Linked DNA regions of Homo sapiens: all the other regions are linked to region 3. Evidence: chromatin contacts called from ENCODE Hi-C or POLR2A ChIA-PET data. All regions are on one chromosome and are shown on one strand. The core of a region is the stretch at or near the end of the contact, and the rest is flanking DNA. Distances in the headings are between cores, read along the strand shown. Region 1 has its middle 16 kb from the start of MIR492. Region 2 has its middle 56 kb from the start of USP44. Region 3 overlaps FGD6 (FYVE, RhoGEF and PH domain containing 6).

The links. Hi-C counts contacts between places; a loop is a spot of excess contacts on that map. ChIA-PET counts read pairs that join two places held with the same protein, here RNA polymerase II (POLR2A). Pooled maps may share reads with other maps.
Region 1: a loop to region 3 is called in a map with no recorded cell type, with 21 times the contacts of the local background. The contact joins two enhancer-like sites. A Hi-C loop is called at or near these places in 3 of 37 single-sample maps with no recorded cell type and 3 of 50 pooled maps. POLR2A ChIA-PET finds 5 or more read pairs at or near these places in 1 of 52 experiments (A673).
Region 2: a pooled map shows a loop between it and region 3 (7-fold over the local background). The contact joins two enhancer-like sites. A Hi-C loop is called at or near these places in 3 of 50 pooled maps. POLR2A ChIA-PET finds 5 or more read pairs at or near these places in 2 of 52 experiments (T-cell and activated T-cell).

Annotation. Positions count from the first base shown.
Region 1 is chr12:94,816,658-94,820,722 of GRCh38, reverse strand. No RefSeq gene overlaps it. Among named protein-coding and RNA genes, the nearest start is that of MIR492, 16 kb to the left of the region's middle. RefSeq lists an enhancer at 2,163-2,682. Within about 2 kb of position 2,527, at least 3 of the 41 ENCODE cell types and tissues checked have a DNase peak (open chromatin) inside an H3K27ac peak, as active enhancers do.
Region 2 is chr12:95,605,982-95,609,698 of GRCh38, reverse strand. No RefSeq gene overlaps it. Among named protein-coding and RNA genes, the nearest start is that of USP44, 56 kb to the right of the region's middle. Within about 2 kb of position 1,283, at least 17 of the 41 ENCODE cell types and tissues checked have a DNase peak (open chromatin) inside an H3K27ac peak, as active enhancers do.
Region 3 is chr12:95,101,972-95,105,919 of GRCh38, reverse strand. It overlaps FGD6 (FYVE, RhoGEF and PH domain containing 6), which reads left to right. Exons shown (of 21, transcript NM_018351.4): 14 at 834-913. Among named protein-coding and RNA genes, the nearest start is that of NR2C1, 30 kb to the right of the region's middle. Within about 2 kb of position 2,604, at least 4 of the 41 ENCODE cell types and tissues checked have a DNase peak (open chromatin) inside an H3K27ac peak, as active enhancers do.

The DNA.
Region 1 (4,065 bases), core at 1,278-3,777, 290 kb after region 3:
GCTGCCCAGTGGTGTTAGTTACTTATCAGCTACATTGCAGTGCTGACACGTGTTGGGCTTGTGATTAGCCAAAACGCAAATTTTATTTTCTCCTGTGGATTTTGGCTAAGCCAGTTCTCTAATATCTTTTCTTATGTAATTGCTATCTTCAATATAAATGCAGGGATTTACAGTTAATATTACTATTTAACATTAATGATAATACTAGTAACTAGCATCTTTTGAGGACTTACTATATTTATCTTGTTGGGTTTTCCCCAGGATGTGCCTCTTGGGATCATTTTGAATCTTATTTCTTCCCTTTTCTTGGTTTTTCTCTCTACTGAGAGAAATGTTTGTATATTTAGTTCCTACCCATCTGGGTCTCCTGTCTGCCCAGATATATTTTAATTTTGGCTAGTTTATAGTGATGGTAGGATTGTAAGACCTCATGGAAGGAATTAAAGCCACCCAGATTTCTGCATGTATATCCATGTATTCCTCCATTGATATGGTTCGACTGTGTCCCCACCCAAATCTTATCTTGAATTATAGTTCCCATAATCCCCACCTGTTGGCCATTGGGGCAGTTATGGTTGGGTGGCCTGATGAGGGGGTCAAGATGCTTCCCCAAGTGCCTAATTTTATGTAAGCTTCTGGTGCTAGCAAAAAGGAGCCTTACATTACAGATAGATATTGAGGATTCTGGAAAAAATTTCCAGTCATAGAACTAAGATAATGCTCTAGAGATTGGAGTCTTTGGAGATAGTTTTTCGAGGACCCTGCCACCATCCAGCTTCCTCTCTGCTCAGGACTCCTTTAATCTGGTGTCAGTGGATTTCTCCCATCACTTTGGACATGTTCCAATTAGATTGTAATGCACCAGCATTCTTCTCCTTGACTTAAAAAAAACAGGAGGAGAATTATATTCCTTTTGTTGATAGGATTTCTCTTATAGTGTCATCATCTTCCTTTTTCTTATGCTCCCGATCTTCTGAAATCATGCTTCCCTGTGAGCCATTCCTGAATTTTTTGGTGTGTTCCCTGAGTATGGGACACACCTCAGATGGATCCGGGGATAGTTTCTTTTTGACTTGATCCAAGATATACCTCTTCATGAAAATGTATGTTGATCAGGGACTGTGGGTATGTATAGGGTCAACATTCTCTCCCATCTGCTTTTAAGTAAGTGCTGACTTTGCCAGGCCAGGTGAATGAGCCTACAGTCATTTTAAGGTGGAAATAATTGGTTAGTTTAGACTATTTCAGCATTTCCAACACCTAGATTCTAGTAGATATTCCTTGAAAAAGGTGTTAGCAGTGGTGAGTCCATACAGGTCTGCAGCAACCTCAATTCTTCCCTCTTCAGAAGAAAATATTTGACACAGAGACCAAGGCAAGTTTTAGAGGAATGAAAGTTTATTCAAAAGCTTTACAGCAGGAATGAAAGGAAGTGAACTTGGAAGAGGGCCAAGGGGGTGACTGGAGAGATCAAGTGCATGGATTCCCCATTGACTTGGGATTTTATATGTTGTCATATTTCCAGGAGCTTGTGTCCCTTGTCTCCTGATTCTTCCCTTGGGTGGGCTCTCCGCATCCGCAGTGGCTGCCAGCACTTAGGAGTGATGCATGCACGGTATGTTTACTGGAGTTGTACGCATGCTCACTCGAGGCATTCTTCTCTTACCAGTTGAATGTTCCTAGAAGGTCATATACCAGTTAAACTTTGCCATTTTGCCTCTTTTTTGCTTGAGCCCACTGGCCCAACTCCTGAGATCTTATCAGGAAACTGCTGATTCCCAGCTTCAGGTGTTTCTATCTATTGGGAGACTGCCTTTCTCTGGTGCTGGCTGTGACCAATTATTATTTTATTTTATTTTATTCTTTTATTTAGATTCTCGCTCTGTAGCCTAGGCTGGAGTGCAGTGGTGCGATCTCGGCTCACTGCAACCTCCGCCTCCCAGGTTCAAGCGATTCTCCTGCCTCAGGCTCCCGGGGAAGCTGGGATTACAGGTGCCCGCAACCATGCCCTGCCAATTTTTGTATTTTTATTAGAGATGGGGTTTCACTGTGTTGGCCAAGCTGGTCTCAAACTCCAGACCTCAAGAGATCCGCCTGCCTCAGCCTCCCAAAGTGCTGGGATTACAGGTGTGAGCCACCGTGCCCGGCCCAATTATTATTTTAGAGAGACAGTTAACAACTGCCTGACCTCAGTGGTTGCCTGACACTCCTGGAGTGGGGCAGGGGAGCCCTCTTCTGCCCTGCTCAGGTCTAACTAGCTACCTACTATCACAAAAGGAGTCTGGTTAAAAAGGTATTGTGGCAAAAGGGAGTATAGTATGGGTTCCCCAACCTTACTTGGCCGCAACACCTTTGTGTGGCTGAGCATCTTGGGATCAGCAGCCTGCAGGACACTGGAAATTGCTGGACTGAAGGTCAGTGATCTGAGAGACAGGAAAGTACCCGCAGCGAGACAGTGCGAAGAGAGCAATTTTAGAAATACTTCTGCTTTTGTTTCTCAGTTTTTGTTTCTCGGTGCTTATTTTTAACCTAAGTAGTAGTCATTTGAAGCTCTCAGAAGCTCATGGGCTCTTATCAGATGAAAGTACCCCAGACCTTGCAGGATTAGGAACATCATCTGGCCTGAACAGAAGGTAAAATTGCTGTCTGATTTTCTTTTTAGAGAAACCTGTTAGTGAAGCTGGCGATTCAGTTCTTTCTGGTATACATTTAGGACCTGTTAAATATATATTCTGCCTCAAGGGGAAATCATATTCTAAAAAGTAAACAATTCATAGGCAATTCTTGTACCTTGAGAATCCATTAATGGCTTTCAGAAGGCAAATTTTGTTGTCAAGGGGACAGGTTATATGGGCAACTTGCTTCTATTAATACTTTTCTGGGCAGATTAACTAAATGAACTAATATTTAACTTGGTCTAATAGAATGTTAGCCAGAACAGTGCCTGGTAACAACAACAATAATACTAGCTAACATTTCTTAAGTGGTCACTATGTCCCATAACTATTATACATGTGTTAACTAATTTAATCCTCACAAAAATGCAATGAGGTAGCTGTTATTTTTACTCCCACTTTATAAATGAGAAAATATAGTAATATAGCATATTTTACATATATACAGTAATATTGTAGCAGGACGAGCTGCAGACAAAACCCCTCAGACACCGAGTTAAGGAAGGGCTTTATTCGGCTGGGAGCGTCGGCAAGACTCACGTCTCCAACAACTGAGCTCCCCAAGTGAGCAATTCCTGTCCCTTTTAAGGGCTTACAACTCTAAGGGGGTCCGCGTGAGAGGATCGTGATCGATTGAGCAAGCTGGGAGTACGTGACTGGGGGCTGCATGCACTGGTAATCAGAACGGAACAGGACAGGGATTTTCACAATGCTTTTCCATATAATGTCTGGAATCTATAGATGACATAACCGCTTAGGTTAGGGGTCGATCTTTAACTACCAGGCCCAGGGCTCAGCGCTGGGCTGTCTGCCTGTGGATTTCATTTCTGCCTTTTAGTTTTTACTTCTTTATTTGGAGGCAGAAATTGGGTGTAAGACAATATGAGGGGTGGTCTCCTCCCTTAATATAGCATAATAGTGAGGCTAGAACCAGTGATTGGCTCTGTATTCATAAGAGTGAGTAACAAAGCAAAGCAGATTTTACAGTAAGTTCTTTCTTTTTTTTTTTTTTTTTTTTTTTTTTTTGAGACAGTCTCGCTCTGTGATCCAAGCTGGAGTGCAGTGGTGCGATCTAGGCTCATGGCCCGCCTCCCAGGTTCAAGCAATTCTTGTGCCTCAGCCTCCTAAGTAGGTGGGGTTCCAGGCCCCAGCCACCACACCCGGCTAATCTTTGTATTTTTAGCAGAGATGGGTTTTCACTATGTTGGCCAGGCTGGTCTTGAACTCCTGGCCTCAAGTGATTTGCCTGCCTTGGCCTCCCAAAGTGCTGGGGTTATAGGCGTGAGCCACTGCTCCCAGCCTATAGTACAGTTCTTTAATTTTGAGATTGAGCTCAGTTTCATAAAATCCTAGGTAGCATGTAATATATAATTAATTTTGGATTACTTTG
Region 2 (3,717 bases), core at 34-2,533, 510 kb before region 3:
AAAGTTTCACTCTTGTTGCCCAAACTGGAGTGCAGTAGTGCGATCTTTGCTCACTGCAACCTCTGCCTCCCTCCTGTCTCAGCCTACCAAGTAGCTGGAATTACAGGCATGTGCCACCATATCCGGCTAATTTTGTTTTTGTTTTTGTTTTGTTTTTTGTAGAAATGGGGTTTCACCATGTTGGTCAGGCTGTTCTCAAACTGCTGACCTCAAGTGATCGGCCCACCTCAGCCTCCCAAAGTGCTGGGATTACAGGTGTGAGCCACTGTGCCCAGCCTTATATAATTCTTTAGGCTATAAATTACTAACTCTAAAAATTATCAAAAGGAGAGTTAGAGCTTTTTATACATAACTCCTCAAGATTCTTAGTCTTTTAGACACAGCAAAAGAGGAATAAAAATTTTCAAACAAATAGTTGAAAGTGTTCACTGTGGGAATCCTTTTTTGGTTTGTCCGTTTGAGACAGTCTTGCTCCATTGCCCAGGCTGGAGTGCAGCGGCAAAATCTTGGCTCACTGCAACCTCCACCTCCCAGGTTCAAGCCATCCTCCTGCCTCAGCCTCCTGAGTAGCTGGGATTACAGACGCCTGCCACCAAGCCTGGCTATTTTGGATTTTTAGTAGAGACGGGAGTTTCACCATGTTGGCCAGGCTGGTCTTGAACTCCTGATCTCAAGCAATCCACCCTCCTCAGCCTCCAGAAGAGCTGGGATTACAGGCGTGAGCCACTATGCCCAGCCAACTGTGAGAATTCTTAATAGCCCATCTCTTCATGGGAGTTTTGCCTTTAAAAACACAGATAAATCACAGAAAAAAGCACCATTCATCTAATTATTCCAAAGAGGATGGGTCAGAGGAAGGAAAGGGAAAGCTTTTACGCAGCAGCTTGGCTTTGAGCCTTCATGTGTTTTTCGTCTGAAAAGGATCCCACTGTTTTTGGGACATAACAACATGACTAGTTTGAACACACCCAGGAAACAGTATTCCTCTGACAAGGTATTTAAAAGATTAGTGCCAGATATTGAAAGGTAGGTGTGAGTGTGAAGGCTGAGCTCAGTTGGTTTAATCGTGGGTCTTTAAATTGAGCCATCAGATAATAATATTTTTCTCCAGTCATCTAAGCAACATAAGACAAAAAGGGCAGGGAAGCTTAAAAGAGCTACTCAGAAGAACAAAATTAGAGCTGTGAGTCAACTATTTGCACATTGCAAATGTACTTCACCCACATTAACACAACATTACGCCTGGCGGTAAAGCCTGCCAACCTTGAGGCTGTGAGCCTGTTATAAGTAGTGGTTAAAGGAGCCGGCCAGATGCGGTGGCTCACGTTTGTAATCCCAGCACTTTGAGAGGCCGAGGTGGGTGGATCACGAGGTCAGGAGTTCGAGGCCAGCCTGACCAACACGGTAGAACCCCATCTCTACTAAAAATATAAAAATTAGCTGGGCATGGTGGCACGCACCTGTAATCCCAGCTACTCAGGAAGTTGAGGCAGGAGAATCACTTGAATCCAGGAAGCAGAGGTTGTAGTAGTGAGCCGAGATCGCGCCATTGCGCTCCAGCCTGGGCGACAGAGTAAAGACTCCAACTCAAAAAAAAAAAAAAAAAAAAAAAAAAAAGGCCAAAGAAGTTGACAATGTGCTTTAAAATGTCCCAAAATGCACTGTTCTTCCAAGCGAAGAGGGAGCACCTGACTTTTGGATTACCTGTCTCATAAACCTACTGTATAAACTCCTAACTTGGAATCTCTTAGTATATCAATGCTATTGTAACTGGAAAGGGTTTCCCAGATAAAAAGCAAACATGGTTCAAGGTTGAGACCTTATTAGCATTTCCAAAGAGCTGTGAAAAGCCTCTAAACTCTCTCCCCTGCCAAGTAAATTTTGTTTTGCTGAGCTTTGGCACAGTTCCTCTGTTGTCATGGGGGGGGGGGCATTATTGTCACAGCTGTCTCGGGGGTGCTGCCTTGAATACATTTCGAAAATAACACACGAATAAGGAACATGACATTGGCTATATCAAAAGAGTTTTATAAGACAATCACACCTGCTACTGCAAAACTCCAAACTGGCAGTATAAACATCACTTTGCACTTATTTAAAATTATGGGACCAAAAGATGACATTAGGTAAATGAATAAATAATTAGGTAAATAAATGTTCTTAGAGACAAGAACTTAAAGAATAAGTTAGAGAACTTAGAGGTAAGAATTTAGAGAATAACTACTTATTAGGTAAATAAATAAACACAGATGCCTTTGCTAAAACGACTAAGGAAAGCAGAGAAGATACTTGGAAGATATATTTTTAATGTGAACAATTAATGTAAACTTTCTCAAAAACAACTGTAATCCATTCTTTCCAACTGCTTCATTCAGTAAATTTCTTCTTCAAAATGACCAATTATTTTGTTTTGATTATCTTGCTCTGTAGAAAATAGTGGACTGTCATCAATATGAAAAGAATTTCACTATTCTTCTTAATTTTATGTTGATGATAAATTTAAAAGGTGGTTAGGGAAGTTGACAATAGCACATGCAATGCCTTGAATGATGGGCAAAGTGTGAATACGTTATGCAATATATGGAAATTTTCTTTACAAGTATACTGCCTTTAGGATATTTATGTTTAACCAGAATTGCAGGTTGGAACCTGCAACTAACTTGCATTTAGTGAAATTCAAGTTATTTATTATATCCTTACTAGTGAAAAACTGGCTCTGAGGTCATTTAACATCTCCTAAATGTCAAGAGGTCATTCAACTTCTTTACAATGACTTCAGGTTAACAACAAAAGCAAAGAAACGTTATCTTTGGTTGCTGCTTCCAACTGGCATCTTCAGAATCAAGGGATATAGTGCCACATCAGTACCATGTCAGACTTGCTACAGGATTTTGAAAAGATGAGTTTCCCAATCATCACTCTTTTTTCTAGAACTAGATTAGTGACTAAAATAAAGTAATAACACTCCCAGGGAACTGTGATCATCCATATTTAGATACTTCTCACCAGAAGATACAGTTGCATTACGATATTGGTTTGAACACCTTAACAGAATCCAAAATAACAGTGACTTACATAAGAGTTAAAAACTTATTTCTCAGGCTGGGCACAGTGGCTCATGCCTGTAATCCCAGCACTTGAGGAGGCTGAGAAAGGAAGACTGCTTGAGCCCAGGAGTTCAAGACCAGCCTGGGCAACATGGTGATACACTGTCTCTACAAAAAATTTTTAAAATAAAAAATCAGCCAGGCATGGTGGCATATGCCTGTAGTCCCACCTACTTGGGAAGCTGAGGTGGGAGGATCACCTGAGCCAAGGGAGGTTGAGGCTACGGTGGGCTATGATCCTGCCACTGCACTCCAGCCTGGACAACAGTGTGAGATCCTGTCAAAAACAAAAAACAAAACAAACAAAAAAAAACAAAAACAAAACGCCTTATTTTTCCTTCACATAGACATCTGAGTTAGTAGGTGATCTGGAATGTAGGGCAGTTCTCTTTCCAGGGCATCCAGAGAACCAGAGTTCATGAATGTTATTGTTCCACCAGAGCAGAGATACAGAGATAAACAAACTATAGTTAGCAGGCACCGGTTTTGGCAAATAAAATTTTACTGGAATACGGCCACATCCATTGTAGAAGTCTTGTCAATGGCTGCTTTGGAGCTACAAGGTCAGAATTGAGTCACTGGGACAGAGACCCTATGACTTTCATGGCAA
Region 3 (3,948 bases), core at 1,355-3,854:
TCCTGACTCAGCCTCTTGAGTAGATGGGACTACAGGCTCAGCTAATTTTTGTATTTTTCACAGAGACGGGGTTTCACTATGTCGGCCAGGCTGGTCTCAAAGTCCTGACCTCAAGTGATCCACCCACCGTCGCATCCCAAAGTGCTGAGATTACAGGCGTGAGCCACTGCGCCCTGCCTGTTTATGCATTTGATTATTCATTCATGTAGTCATTTGTTCACTCATGCATTAATGTATTCATAGGATATTTATTGAGAACTACTATAAACAAAACAGTAATGGGTTTGGTGGAAGATATGAAGATAAGTTGAAGCATGATTCTTATTGTCTTTCCTCCCCCAGGGACTTAGCAACTAGTTGGGAAGACAGTACACTACACGTAAATACCTATAAAGTAGACAGTAATAAATATCACTATAAAGGCACAATTACAGTTTTGGGAATTCAGAAAATAAAGAACTTGCAGTGTTTGATGGTCATGGTGGGGACTGGCCTGTAGCTTTTGAGAGCAGCTAGGAAAGAAGGAGAAAGAGGAGGAAGAGCCAGTGGACCTTAAAGTATAGGTCACATTTGGCCATGCTGAGATGTAAGGGAAAGGCATTCCAGGTGGAGGGCATACTGTGAGCAAAGTCCTGGAGGTGGGAAAGGTGGGCTGGTGTGTGGGCTTTTCAATTCATCTGAAGCATAGAGTAGATGAAGGAGAACAGCAGTAGAGAAAGCTGGATAGGAAGATTGGTTGTGGATGTAAGCAGCCAGGGCCATTGGACAACTTCAGCTCATTGATATGGTTTTCAGTAGGATGAGTCGGCTCAAATTGTTGTGCTTTCTTCCAGGTCAGAAAACCTACCCAAGAAGCCTATCAGAATGAATTAAAGATTGAAAGTGTAGAACGTTCCTTCATTCTCTCAGCCAGGTAAATTTTTTCTTCTTCTTTTTTTTTTTTTTTTTCTCATTCTGAGTCTGCTTGCTAGGGAATGTCAGGAAAATTTTGGTTTTTGGTTTTTTTTGAGACAGCATCTCACTCTGTCACCCAGGCTGGAATGCAGTGGCACAATCACGGCTCACTGCAGCCTCCACCTCCATGGCCCAAGCAGTTCTCCCACCTCAGCCTCTTGAGTAGCTGGGACCACAGGCATGCACTACCATACCCGGCTAACTTTAAAAATATTTTTTTGTATGCCAGGTGTGGTAGCTCACCCCTGTAATACCAGGACTTCGGGAGGCTGAGCTGGGCAGATCACTTGAGGTCAGGAGTTTGAGACCAGCCTAGCTAACATGAACATGATTAAACCCCATCTCTACTAACAATACAAAAATTAGCCAAGTATGGTGGCAGGCACCTGTAGTCCCAGCTACTCAGGAGGCTGAGGCAGGAGAATTGCTTGAACCCAGGAGGCGGAGGTTGCAGTGAGCGAAGATCCCACCACTGCACTCCAGCCTAGGTGACAGAGAGAGATTCTGTCTCAAAAAAAAAAATTTTTTTTTTAGAGATGGGGTCTCCATATGTTCCCCAGGCTGATCTTGAACTCCTGAGCTCATGCAATCTTCCCACCTTAGCTTCCCAAAGTGCTGAGATTACAGGTGTGAGTCACTGTGCCGGCCTATTTTTAAGAATACATAAACATAGATTTTTGTGAGTATAACAGGGAAAGATATTGCCAACACTTTTTGCACTTAGGTTAGCTACTGACTTTTTGTTCTTCTTTTTCTTCTTTCCCAATACCGTGCAGTTTTACTCTTGATTTACCATGCAAGGAAGTGGCTGAGAGCAGAGGCAACAGTATGCTAGAAGCACAGAGATTAAAATGTTCTTCTGAATAGAATAACAATGGTGAAAGTGCTTTGCTGATCATTTTTTAAGTGGCTATTTCAAATTGTTTTTAAGAACAACTAGTGCTTTATAGGTTATTAGGAAATTTGTAGGTGTCACTTAAAGGTTCTAACAAACCTATGAGGTAGGTGTAATCTCCTTCTAAAAATTAGGAAACTAAATTACAGAAAAATGGAGTTGCTGTCTTACGGATACATATTTGACACAGCCAGGATGCAAATCGAAGTCTTTTGCTTTTAAGTCCATTGTTATGGGCTGGGTGCAGTAGCTTACGCCTGTAATCAAGCACTTTGGGAGGCCAAGGCGGGTGGATCACCTGAGGTCAGGAGTTTGAGACCAGCCTGGCCAACATGGTGAAACCCCATCTCTACTAAAAATACAAAAAAATTAGCCAGACATGGTGGCATGTGCCTATGATCCCAGCTACTTGGGAGGCTGAGGCAGGAGAATCACTTGAACCTGGGTGGTGGAGGTTGCAGTGAACCGAGATCACTCCACTGCACTCCAGCCTGGGTGATAGAGCAAGACTCCATCTCAGAAAGAATGGAGGGAGGGCGGGAAAAGAAATCCATTATTATTTATGATACCACCTTGCCCCAGACCGGAACCTGCAGTGACTTAATATGTTGCCATAATGTAATTCAAGTGCTGAGGAAACCTGAAACTCTATGACTCATAAAAATACATTACTGAGTTACTGACTGAGTGGCGGAAGTGGGTATTTGGGAAGGTTTGACTGGTGAAGGGAGAGATGCCAATAGTCATAGCATGCTCCACTGCACAATCTAAATAATGAGACACTGTCTTCTCAGACCTAACCTTTGATCTAATAAAAATAGAAGCAAACGCTTTTGTAACACTTACTGTATGCCAGGCACCATCATAAAGACTTTATGTGTAGTACTTCGTTTCATCTTCACAGCAACCTGTAAGGCAAGTTGTCGTTATTATACCCATTCTATGCTGAGAAAAGCCACTCAGCTATACTAGCAGAGCCAGGATTTGAAACCAGGCAGTCTGTTTCCAATTGTCCATACCACTGAAATCAACTAGGATCTTAGGAGCAGGTGGAGTAGTGGCCAGAATCATTTATTACTCTGCATCAGTCACAGTGCTCATGTTTCGTTTTATATTTATTTTCTCTTTTAAGTTCTATGATAACTTTGTGGGGTGGATATTATCTTGATCTTCCAGATTAGAAAAATGGAGGCTCAGAGAGGTTCAATAACACATCTAAGGTTACACGAGTAGTAAGCAGTGGAGCTGTGATTTGAACCTAGGTGTTTCTGACAACCTTTATAATTTTGCTTACGTCCATGAATGTCAAGGACTCAAACCAAATGTCTGACTTCCCAAAATCAGAGGACCACAAGAGTCATCCTGGGGTGTGCTACTCCTCTGAAATGCAATGGCTACTGCTGCCTGACATACAGGATGACAGGAGAAGACAAATACCTGTGTCTAGGGTTTGTCAAATGCTTCGCAGCTAGCAGTCAGAACAAGCAAATTTCTTGGGGGTACCTGAAGCATCCACCAGATACCAATATTTAGAGAGTGCAGGTAAACTCTCAATCACTTAGCATTGTGACTTTTTCTTTTCTTTTCCTTTATTGTTGTTGTGTTTTTTTTTTTTTTTTTTTTTTTTGAGAAAGGGTCTCGCTCTGTCACCCAGGCTGGAGTGCAGTGGCACGATCTCGGCTGACTGCAGCCCCCGCCTCCCGGCTTCAAGCGATCCTTGTGCCTCAGCCTCCCAAGAAGCTGGGACTACAGGCATGCGCCACCATGCCCAGCTAAGTTTTTAATTTTTAGTAGAGACAGGGTTTCACCATGTTGCCCAGGCTGGTCTTAAACTCCTGACCTCAAGTGATCCACCCACCTCACCCTCCCAAAGTGCTGGGATTACAGGCGTGAGTCACCACGTCTGGCCATCTTTTTTAATTTTAAGATAGAGATGACCTTTCACCATATTGGCCAGGCTGGTCTTGAACTCCTGACCTCAGGTGATCCACCCCCACTCAGCCTCCCAAAGTGCTACAGGCAGGATTGTGTTCAGCCCTTTTTTCGTTTTTGAGGGATAGAGGAGTTTGAACAAAAGTTCAGAGAACAAGGCCGGTGCT